Regions from separate parts of the Homo sapiens genome. Here region 1 is linked to region 2. The links are chromatin loops, found by intact Hi-C in ENCODE. Cell type or tissue: heart right ventricle. All regions are shown on one strand. Links, peaks and the distances in the headings refer to the core of each region. The heading gives the core; the rest is flanking DNA.

The links. A loop is a pair of places that touch in the nucleus more often than their neighbours do. Peaks named below come from ENCODE experiments on the same cell type or tissue, not always from the same donor. Only the 100,000 strongest peaks of a DNase experiment are listed, where the experiment ranks them.
Region 1: it touches region 2 in a loop (20-fold over the local background); 1 of 110 quality-filtered maps calls a loop at or near these places.

What each region holds. Positions count from the first base shown.
Region 1 is chr1:28,065,217-28,070,600 of GRCh38, reverse strand. The region is part of intron 1 of EYA3 (EYA transcriptional coactivator and phosphatase 3); the gene reads left to right. Among named protein-coding and RNA genes, the nearest start is that of EYA3, 21 kb to the left of the region's middle. In heart right ventricle, for the core only: no CTCF peak of the experiment used is centred there; no DNase peak of the experiment used is centred there.
Region 2 is chr1:29,154,542-29,159,925 of GRCh38, reverse strand. SRSF4 (serine and arginine rich splicing factor 4) reads left to right here. Exons shown (of 6, transcript NM_005626.5): 3 at 440-552; 4 at 5,016-5,230. Among named protein-coding and RNA genes, the nearest start is that of SRSF4, 25 kb to the left of the region's middle. RefSeq lists an enhancer at 3,042-3,543. In heart right ventricle, for the core only: no CTCF peak of the experiment used is centred there; no DNase peak of the experiment used is centred there; H3K27ac peaks cover 1,270 bases.

The sequences.
Region 1 (5,384 bases), core at 208-5,207, 1.1 Mb after region 2:
TGTTCTCTTATCTTATTTACATTTCTTTCTCTTTTTTTTGAGACGGAGTCTCACTCTGTAGCCCAGGCTAGAGTGCAGTGGCATGATCTCGGCTTGCTGCAACCTCTGCCTCCTGGGTTCAAGTGATTCTTCTGCCTCAGCCTCCGGAGTAGCTGGAATTACAGGTGCCCACCACCACGCCTGGCTAATTTTTGTATTTTTAGTAGAGACGGGGGGTTTCACCATGTTGGCCAGGCTGGTCTCGATTTCCTGACCTCAGGTGATCACCTGCTTTGGCCTCCCGAAGTGCTGGGATTACAGGTGTGAGCCACCGCACCCGGCCCCTTACTTAGATTTCTTCATTTCCCACTTTCGTTTTCAGTTTGTCTGTTTCATTCAGTGGTCAGGAGATGGTCAACAAGCCCAAACAGAGAGGTAATAGCAAAACCAAGCAAACAAAAAACATAAACTTTGCTATTTGTATTAGTTTCTTGTGGCTGCCATAACAAATTACCCCAAACAGACTTTGAGGCTTAAAACAACAGAAATTTATTCTTTCACTTCTGGAGGCCAGAAGTCTGAAATCAGGGTGTTGGCAGGACTGAACTTGCTCCAGAGGCTTTAGGGGCAATCATCCCTTGCCTCTCCCAGCTTCTGGTGGCTGCTGACATTCCTTGACCGTAACCCTCCAGTCTCTTCTTCCATTTTCACATTGCCGTCTTCTCTGTATGTGTGTTAAATGTCTGCTTTTCTCTTATAAGGATATTTGTGATGGCGTTTAGGGCCTATGTATAATCTCATCTCAAAATCCTTAATAACATATGCAAAGACTGTTTTTCCAAATAAGTGAACATTCACAGGATCTGGGTATTAGGCTATGGACCCATCTTTGGCTAGAAATCTATTTCATGATAACTGTGTGTATATGTGTTTGGGAAAGGGGATTTCCCCCCTCCTCTCTTCCTCTTCTACCCCCTCTTTCCCTTCCTTCCTTCTCCTCTTCCCTCCCTTTCTCCTTTCCCTCCCACCCTCTTTTTTTTTCTTCTTCTTCTCTCTCTTTTTTTTTTTTTTTTAAATAGATTGGGTCTCTTGCTGTGTTGTCCAGGCTGGTCAACATACCAGATTACCAGATTACTCCTGGGCTCAAGGGATCCTCCTACCTCAGCCGCCCCTTCCCACTTTGACCCCAGCCCCAGTTAAAATTACTTGTTTTGGCCGGCCATGGTGGCTCATGACTGTAATCCCAGCAGTTTGGGAGGCCGAGGTGGGTAGATCACTTGAGCTCAGGAGTTTGAGGCCAGCCTGGGCAACATGGTGAGACTGTCTCTACTAAAATACGAAAAATTAGCCGAGTGTGGTGGCATGTGCCTGTAGTCCCAGCTACTTGGGAGGCTGAGGCAGGAGAATTGCTTGAACCCAGGAGGTGGAGGTTGCAGTGAGCTGAGATTGTGTCACTGCTCTGTTTCAAAAATAAATAAATAAATAAATAAAATTACCTGTTTAATTAACAGTAAGTCAGGCTGGGCACTGTGGCTTAAGCCTGTAATCCCACTTTGGGAGGCCAAGGCGGGCGGATCACTTGAGACCAGGAGTTCGAGACCAGCCTGGCCAACATGGTGAAACCCTGTTTCTACTAAAAATACAAAAATTAGCCAGGCATGGTGGTGGACACCTGTAGTCCCAGCTACTTCAGAGGCTGAGGCATGAGAATCGCTTGAACCCAGGAGGCGGAGGTTGCAGTGACCCAGGATTGTGCCACTGTACTCCAGGCTAGGTGAGATTGTGACACTGTACTCCACCCTGTCTCAAAAAATCAAAAAACAAACAAACAAAAAAACCCAGTAAATCAAAGTCTGTACATTTTAAATTAAGGACTTACGGTTATAAAGAGAAATCAATTTGTTTTTGTGGGTTTTTTTGCTAGCCTGTACAGGGAGTTAATACGTAGCATAAAAAGAATGTCAGGGAGCTCTCTGAGTCTGAATCTTTTCTGATTCTGAGGGCTGCCAGATTCAGAAGTAGCTCTTTGTTCAACTAAGCTCTTTATTCCTCTAAAGAAAAAAAAAAAAGGAATGTTATTTTTGGATTTTTAGGAGGTCCTTAAAGTGCCAATCCATACATTGAAAAAGAAATTTTGAGTTTAAATTTAAAATATTTAAAAACGTTAAGAACATGATGTTATATCATAAGATCAAAGTAATGTAACATAGGATAGAGATGTAATGAAAGAAAAGGAATAAGTAGCCTAAGGTAATAATATTAGGAATGTAATTTTTTTTTTTTTTTTGAGATGGGAGTCTTAACTCTTGTTGCCCAGGCTGGAGTGCGGTGGTGCGATCTTGGCTCACTGCAATCTCCACCTCCCGGGTTCAAGCGATTCTCCTGCCTCAGCCTCCCAAGTAGCTGGGATTACAGGTGCCTACCACCACGCTAATTTTTTTTATTTTTAGTAGAGACGGAGTTTCACCATGTAGGCCAGGCTGGTCTCGAACTCCTGACCTCAGGTGATCCACCTGCCTCAGCCTCCCAAAGTGCTGGGATTACAGGCATAAAGGAATGTAATTTTAAAAGGGAGGGTTTTATGCTCAATTCCACATAAAGAGGACAAAAAACTTCAGACAAGGGAGTTCAGAGTTTTGGATTCCACCACTGTTTCTGCTGCTTACAGGTTCATGAGGCAGTGCCTTCTCTTTTGTTTAATTTCCTCAACTTTAAAATAAGGATTACATTTAATGATCTGTGATACTCTATCCTTTGTAGCATCTTTTGTTATATATTTTCTTGCATTTCCAAGAGAGAATCGTGTCTGTCCAATAGAGTGAAACCAAATGTGAAGTCTCTTCCAATAGCAAATTCTTTAACTATTGGAAGTTCGTTGCTTTTGCTTAGAGCTGTAAAATGAACCAACCCTGAGTTTGTGTACAGTGTCTAAATAACTTCTTAGGAAAGAGATGACACAGCCAGAAAATCAAATGAATCTTTCTGCCTATACTGTTGTCACAAACAGGGTAAGATTTTTTAGGTAAGGCAAGATCACTGTGATTTGAAATGCTTTTCCCTCAAAACTGAAATTTTTTTTCTAATGGAAAAAGTTGGGGGCAAGAATGAAGAATTTGTGTCTAATTTTAGCTTAATGTCTTGAACATTTTTTATATAAGCATTTAAAAATATGTATTTAAACATTTTACTATACTTTTAAATGTAAGCTTTGTATCTGCTTTTGATTCTTATCAAATTATATGTAAGCTATTATTAAACTAACATAAAAACATGTATTCACCTTTTAAATAAGCTTGTATTGAAATAGTTTACAGTTACAGTGTAGTTAAACTTATTGTTCACATGTTGTTTGTTTCTCATTTTTCGTTTCTGTAGACAACAAACTTATACTATTTTTAAAAGTAGAGTTTGCTTCTTTCCCCCCTGTATGTAATTCTTGGGTGAGCACCTAAGAAAAATTATTCAGATTAGGCTGTGGCCAATCTTATGACCTCTTTTATACTTTATCCAGGAACAGTCTGAAGACACATATGATTTTACAGCTGTGCCTGACTGAATATGTCTTTATCTTCTCATAACCCAGATAACACTTGGTTTTATTGTTTAGATTTTTTTTGGTAGCTTAATATGTATGAAGTCGTATCTTAAGAATATTGCAATTTATATTTCTCCAATTAGTAGTGAGACAGTCTTTTTTCTCAAGTGCCGATTGAATCTCTGTGGTTTAAACTGCCTGTTTTTATCCTTTGACAGGTTTATGAGTTAGTCATTGTTTGCTCCCTAATAATAGATGATCGGGAAATGTTGAATTGGTTTGGTTTATATTATAAACATTGTTTTATTTATCATAATTCTTGCAGATATTGCCTGAATTTATAATATTTTAATCTTAGATTTGTTTTTTTCATTGCATGAAAGTTTATTTTACATAATTGGATTTGTCAAATTCTTGTTTATGCTTTCTTTGAATTGACCATAAATTCATCTCTTTTCCATAGTGAGATAAGCTTACTGTTCTGTTTTCTCCAAAGTTTTTTGAATGTTTAGTTTTTTAATATATTTATAATTACTTACAGCATATGTTGATGTGGATATTTTTTGCATGTTGGTATTCAGTTTTTCTGACAATGTTTTCTAAATACTGATTTTTTCTCCATTTATTTCATATTTTAAATACTTTATAGATTTGATCTTTTTTTGGCATTTCTAATCTCTTAGGGTTTTTTTTGTATTTTTTATTGTAAAATATACGTAAGATAAAATTAACTGTTTTAACCATTTTTAAGTAAGGTAGTACCCCCACCATCTGTAGTTTTGCTTTTGGCGGTTTTAGTTACCTTCTATCAACCTTGGTCTGAAAATATTAAATGGAAAATTTCACAGGCAAATAATTCATCAGTTTAAAATTGTGCACTGATCTGAGTAGTGTGATGAAGTCTCTCTCCATTTTGCTCTTTCCTGCCTGGGTCATGAATCATCCCTTTATCCAACATATTCATGTTGTAGACACTTCCCGCCTGTTACTCACTTAGGAGCCGTCTTGGTTATCAGATCATTTGTTGAGGTATCTGCAGTACTTGTGTGTTCGAGTAACTCTTTTTTGTTTTTTTTTTTTGAGACAGAGTTTCACTCTTGCCCAGGCTGGAGTGCAATGGCGTGATCTCAGCTCACTGCAACCTCCGCCTCCCGGGTCCTGGTTCAAGCAGTTCTCCTGCCTCAGCCTCTTGAGTATCTGGGATTACAGGCATGCGCCACCATGCCCAGCTAATTTTTGTATTTTTAGTAGAGATGGGGTTTCACCATGTTCGCCAGGCTGGCCTTGAACTCCTGACCTCATGATCCGCCCGCCTCGGCCTCCCAGAGTGCTGGGATTACAGGCATGAGCCACTGCACCCAGCCTGAGTAACTCTTATTTTACTTAATGGCCCTGAAGAGCAAGAGTAGTGTTGCTGGCAATACAGATACACCAAAGAGAAGTGCATTAAGTGAAAAGGTAAAAGTTCTCCACTAAATAAGGAAAGAAAAAAAATCATATGCTGAGATTGTTAAGATCTACGGTAGGGCTGGGTGTTGTGGCTCACACCTGTAATCCCAGCACTTTGGGAGGCCGAGGCGGGCGGATCATGATCCAGACTATCCTGGTCAACATGCTGAAACCCCGTCTCTACTAAAAATACAAAAATTAGCTGGGCGTGGTGGCACGCATCTGTAGTCCCAGCTACTCAGGAGGCTGAGGCAGGGGAATCGCTTGAACCCAGGAGGCGGAGGTTGCAGTGAGCTGAGATCTCACCACTGCACTCCAGCCTGGTGACAGGGAGAGACTCCATCTCAAAAAGAAAGAAAAAAAATCTATGGTAAGAACTAATCTTCTGTCCATGAACTTTTGAAGAAGGAAAAGAAATTCA
Region 2 (5,384 bases), core at 198-5,197:
CCATTAGACCTGGGTGGTGAGGATCCCAAGGGTTAGACACAGATGAGATTAAACTGAAATAGGTGCCTGAAAATCTTTTTTTTTCCATATAAAATATTCACAAAATGTTTAATCACTGTGAGTAACACCAGTAACTGATTTAGTAATTTGGTTACTTATTTCTAAATTGTTAAATTGTTAATAGTTTTAAATTTATGCATGTTAATCTTAAATGCAAATATTAATGAATATGTATACTTACAACTTTTTAAATTAAATGTTTATATTTAGCTGATTGCTTCTTTAAAAATCTATTTTAGAATTAAGGGTGGGAATAGAGTTAAAACGTGCTATTGTTTGGGGTGGGGGTAAATAATATATTTAAGGGGGGGTGTGTGCTGTGTCATTTTTTTTCCTTTTCTTCCACTGAAATAATCTTATTTATTTGAACCTTCCAAAGGTGGATATGGTTATAGAAGAAGTGGCCGAGATAAATATGGCCCTCCTACTCGCACAGAGTACAGACTTATTGTGGAGAATTTGTCAAGTCGGTGCAGCTGGCAAGACCTAAAGGTTTGGGCCCCATTAACCTTTTGGGGTAAGGTTGGGCAGGAGTTAAAGTTGGGAAACAGGTAGATTTGTGCAGGCCCAGGCATACACAAAATACAGTGTTATATGTTTGAAAGCCTGCACAGAGCTGGAAATAATTAAAGTGCCATATGAGTACAAAATATATCAGAATTATATTCCTGCTATACATTGTGGGACCATCATTCTAAGGACACATTTGTGAGTTTGGTTTGGTTTGGTTTGGTTTGGTTTGGTTTGGTTTGGTTTGTTTGAGATGGAGTCTCGCTGTGTTGCCCAGGCTGGAGTGCAGTGGCACCATCTCTGCTCACTGCAGCCTCCGCCTCCCGGGTTCAAGCAATTCTCCATCTCAGCTTCCTGAGTAGCTGGGATTACAGGCACCCGCCACCATGCCCGGGTAATTTTTTTGTATTTTTAGTAGAGACGAGGTTTCACCATCTTGAACTCCTGACCTTGTGATCCACCCGCCTCAGCCTCCCAAAGTGCTGGGATTACAGGCGTGAGCCACCGCGCCCGGCCTGATTTTGTTTTGTTACAGAGTCTCTGTTGCCTAGGCTGGAGTGCAGAGGCACAATCATGGCTCAGAGATTGGTTGTCACTATGTTACCCCGACTGGTCTCGAACTCCTGGCCTCAAGTGATCCTTCAGTCTCAGCCTCCTCAAGTGCTGACATGACAGAAACCTGGCCCAAATGTGTGATAACGAAATTTCTCTCTGTAAAGAATGTTTGAAACCCTGTCTCTACTTAAAAAGATACAAAAATTAGCCGGGCGTGGTGGTGGGCACCTGTAGTCCCAGCTACTTGGGAGGCTGAGGCAAGAGAATTGCTTGAACCTGGAAGGTGGAGGTTGTAGTGAGCCAAAATCATGCCACTGCACTCCAGCCTGGGCAGTAGAGCAGGACTCTGTCTCAAAAAAAAAAAAAAGGGTTACAAGAAGATGGCAGTGTAGCTACTCACCAGTCAATAAAATGGTTGAAACCATCAGTGTTTCCTGCAGCATTTGCTATAACATGCAAATTCACATCAGCTTCAGTGTGTATCCTTACTGGTGAAATTGACAATCTGACCCATGTTTTTTCATAAGGTTTTTGATGGAATATTTGTCCTGAAAGAGGTTTGGTGTCAAGAATTAAGATTCAGTGCTAATGTTGGCCATCCAGTGTACTGGTTCCAGCTTTTTTTTTTTTTTGAGATGGAGTCTCGCCCTTTCGCCTAGGCTGGAGTGCAGTGGCGCCATCTCAGCTCACTGCAACCTCCGCCTCTGGGGTTCAAGTAGTTCTGCCTCAGCCCTCTGAGTAACTGGGATTACAAGTGCATGCCACCATGCCCGGCCAATTTTTGTATTTTAGTAGAGGCGGGGTTTCACCATGTTGACCAGGCTGGTCTCGAGCTCCTCCTGACCACAAGTGATCCACCTGCCTTGGCCTCCTAAAGTGCTGGGATTACAGGCGTGAGCCACTGCACCCGGCCCCACTTATTGACAACAGTGTTTTTAATCTCAATAGGAAGAAAAACTTACTGAGCAGTATCATAATCTGAATGGTCTTAGGAGGATGCATGAAACAGGTTTTGTTTTCTGTCTCCCTTCTCGCTTTTTTTGGCCATATTTAAACAAGTCATCTCTAGCCAAATGAGTGAAGTGTATTTAGGTTCAGGAAAGAATAGTTAGGAATCCTTTACATTTGTATAGTTTAATTTAAAGCACTTTTTTGTTTTTCTTTTTAAAATTTAATCCCAGCAACCTTCAAGTAACATGCAGAAGAGCTGGGACCAGGACTCCTGACTCCCAGTCTGCTGTTTTTTCAGGTGCATCATGCTTATCGTCAGCACCGTAGCAGACCTTTACTGAATGTCTGCCAGCAAGATTCTGCTTGCTGAAGGAATGACTCCAGTATTCTGAGAGTTAGGGATTGAACATCATGGGTAGAAACTGGAAAGCTACTCTCTTCATCAGTAGAATGCTAACTCGTCATGTAGTGCCACTAAATGTAATATTAAATTAACTTCTTAGAAAACCTCTTAATTTTTTTGTTAGAACAGAGCTTAGTTACTGTTGGGGGAAAGGCTTATGGGGTGCCTGTATAAACTGGCCATAAAAATATGGGACAATAAATTGTGCAAAGCCACAAGAGGCCTCTTGTGGGAGGAGGAAAGCCTTATCACCATTATGTTCCCATGCTCTCAGCAAGACTTGCTCTCTTATCCATAAACACTGTGTTCAAGGAGAAAGACACTCCTTTGAAGCACTGGAATGTGGCCAGACATGCAGGCTCCTAGTTAAGCTCGCTCCCACCAGCTACTCTCCGATAAGTTAAAGATATGCTGTCTAAGCACAAAGGAGATTCATTTAAACTGCCACTGCTGTAGATTACGTGTATGACGCACTGCCTTCCTTTCAGCACTGCCTGCCTTTCACCGTTTCGTCCTGAATGTCTGCTTCTTAGATCTAAGTGATTGTACTCAGTAAATAGTGTGGAGACCAGAACTCTGAGCCTTTTGCAGCCTCCATTTTGCAATTGGCCCCCTGGCCCCCACTCTTTATGCACTCTTAACCTCTCTCTTCTCATTCCTTCGTCGCCACCAGACTTTGGGTACCCTACGGGTGGTGTTGAGGCTGGTCCCCAACAGTTACCACCCTTAGTTGGTTCTACATGTCTGTACCTTCAGGCAGTTCCACTCTCAGGAAACGAGAGTAATAGATAATTGAGCAGATTTCCTAGCTCTCAAGGTGGCCAACCTGAATAGAATCCTGGTTCTGCCACTAAGGTCACTTACATGACCCTTAGCAAGTTACTTACATCTTATGCCTCATATTCCTCAACTATAAAATGGGGTTAATACTAATTTCTACTCAAGGTTATTGAAAGAATTTAGTGAATTTTATATATAAAAAGCCTAGAACAGTTTCTGGCACAATGTATGTTAGCTATTTATCAAGGAAATGCAAAAATAAAACAAATTAGGGGATATTAGTAGTTTAAAAAATAAATTTTTTTTTTTTTTTGAGACGAAGGTCTTGCTCTGTCGCCTGGGCTAGAATGCAGTGGCACAATCTCGCTCACTGCAACTTCCACCTCCTGGGTTCAAGCGATTTTCATGCCTCAGCCTCCCAGGTAGCTGGGGTTACAAGCGCCTGCCACCACGTCTGGTTGATTTTTGTATTTTTAGTAGAGACAAGGTTTCACAAAGTTGCCAGGCTGGTCACAAACTCCTGACCTCAGGTGATCTCCTGGCCTTGGCCTCCCAAGGTGTTGGGATTACAGGTGTGAGCCACTGCACCTGGCCAAAAATAAATTTCTTTTTGTTCTGTTTTGTTTTGTTTTTTGAGATGGAGTCCCGCTCTGTCAGCAGGCTGGAGTGCAGTGACACTATCTCGGCTCACTGCAACCTCCTAATCATATCTCCTCTTATTTATATAATGCTTTAGCATTTGTCTAGGACATTAGTTGTATTCTCTCATTGAACCATAGGAAGTCCTCAAAGAGAATGAGGAAAGAGGCCTGTGGTATTGAAGGGACATGATGGTTATAAACAAATAATTTGTCACTATAAGATTTAGAAAATGGGCTGGGCACAGTGACCCATGCCTATAATCCTAGCACTTTGGGAGGCTGAGGCAGGTGGATTGCCTGAGCTCAGGAGTTTGAGACCAGCCTAGGCAATATGGCAAAACCCCATCTCTAATGAAAACACAAAAAATCAGCTGGGTATGGTGGCGCGGACCTGCAGTTCCAGCTGTTGGGGAGGCTGAGGCACAGAATCACTTGAACCTGGGAGGCAGAGGTTGCAGTGAGCCGAGGTCACATCACTGCACTCCAGCTGCCTGAGCGACAAAGCAAGACTCTGTTTTTTGTTTGTTTTTAAATTTAGAAGATGATAGCTAACTGAAAACTTCTATATTCACACAAAACTTTATTTTTTTGTTTTGAGGTAGGGTCTTGCTCTGTACCCCAGGCTGGAGTGCAGTGGCATGATCACGGCTCACTGCAGCCTCAACCTCCTTGGGCTCAGATGATCCTCCCACCTCATCCTACTGGGTAGCTGGGACCACAGGCGTGTGCCACTACACCTGACTAATTTTTTCAATTTTTGTAGAGATAGGGTCTTCTGTGTTGTCAAGGCTGGTCTTGAATTCCTGGGATCAAGCAATCCTCCCGCCTCAGCTTGTCAAAGTGCTGGGATTACAGGCATGAGCCACCACACTTGGCCCCAAAACTTTATTTAAAGGAACAATTTAATGTGTATTTATTGTCTCTCCCACCCACCTAATATGGCTGGTGCTTTAAAGAACCTCAGTACATGATTGATGGGTAGATGAAAATATTTAAGAGTAAACTTTATTCTGCGGAATGCTGGCATTTCTTAAAGGAAAAATTCACTCAGATGATTGCATTAGATATTTTAGCAAAACATATCCTAATGTAGTCACACTTTTTTTTTTCTTCAGGATTATATGCGTCAGGCAGGAGAAGTGACTTATGCAGATGCTCACAAGGGACGCAAAAATGAAGGGGTGATTGAATTTGTATCTTATTCTGATATGAAAAGAGCTTTGGAAAAGTTGGATGGAACTGAAGTCAATGGGAGAAAAATCAGATTAGTTGAAGACAAGCCAGGTTCCAGACGACGCCGGTCCTACTCCAGAAGCCGGAGTCATTCAAGGTACTGTTGATGTCTTTTGTGTGTTGGAGCTCATCATAAATTCATTAGTGAGCACATAGATAATTTATTTACATTTTCCTGTTGAGTTCTTAATAACATGATTCCATCTGGTTCAATAACTTAGAATTTTGAACTGAACATTTATTTGTAAAAC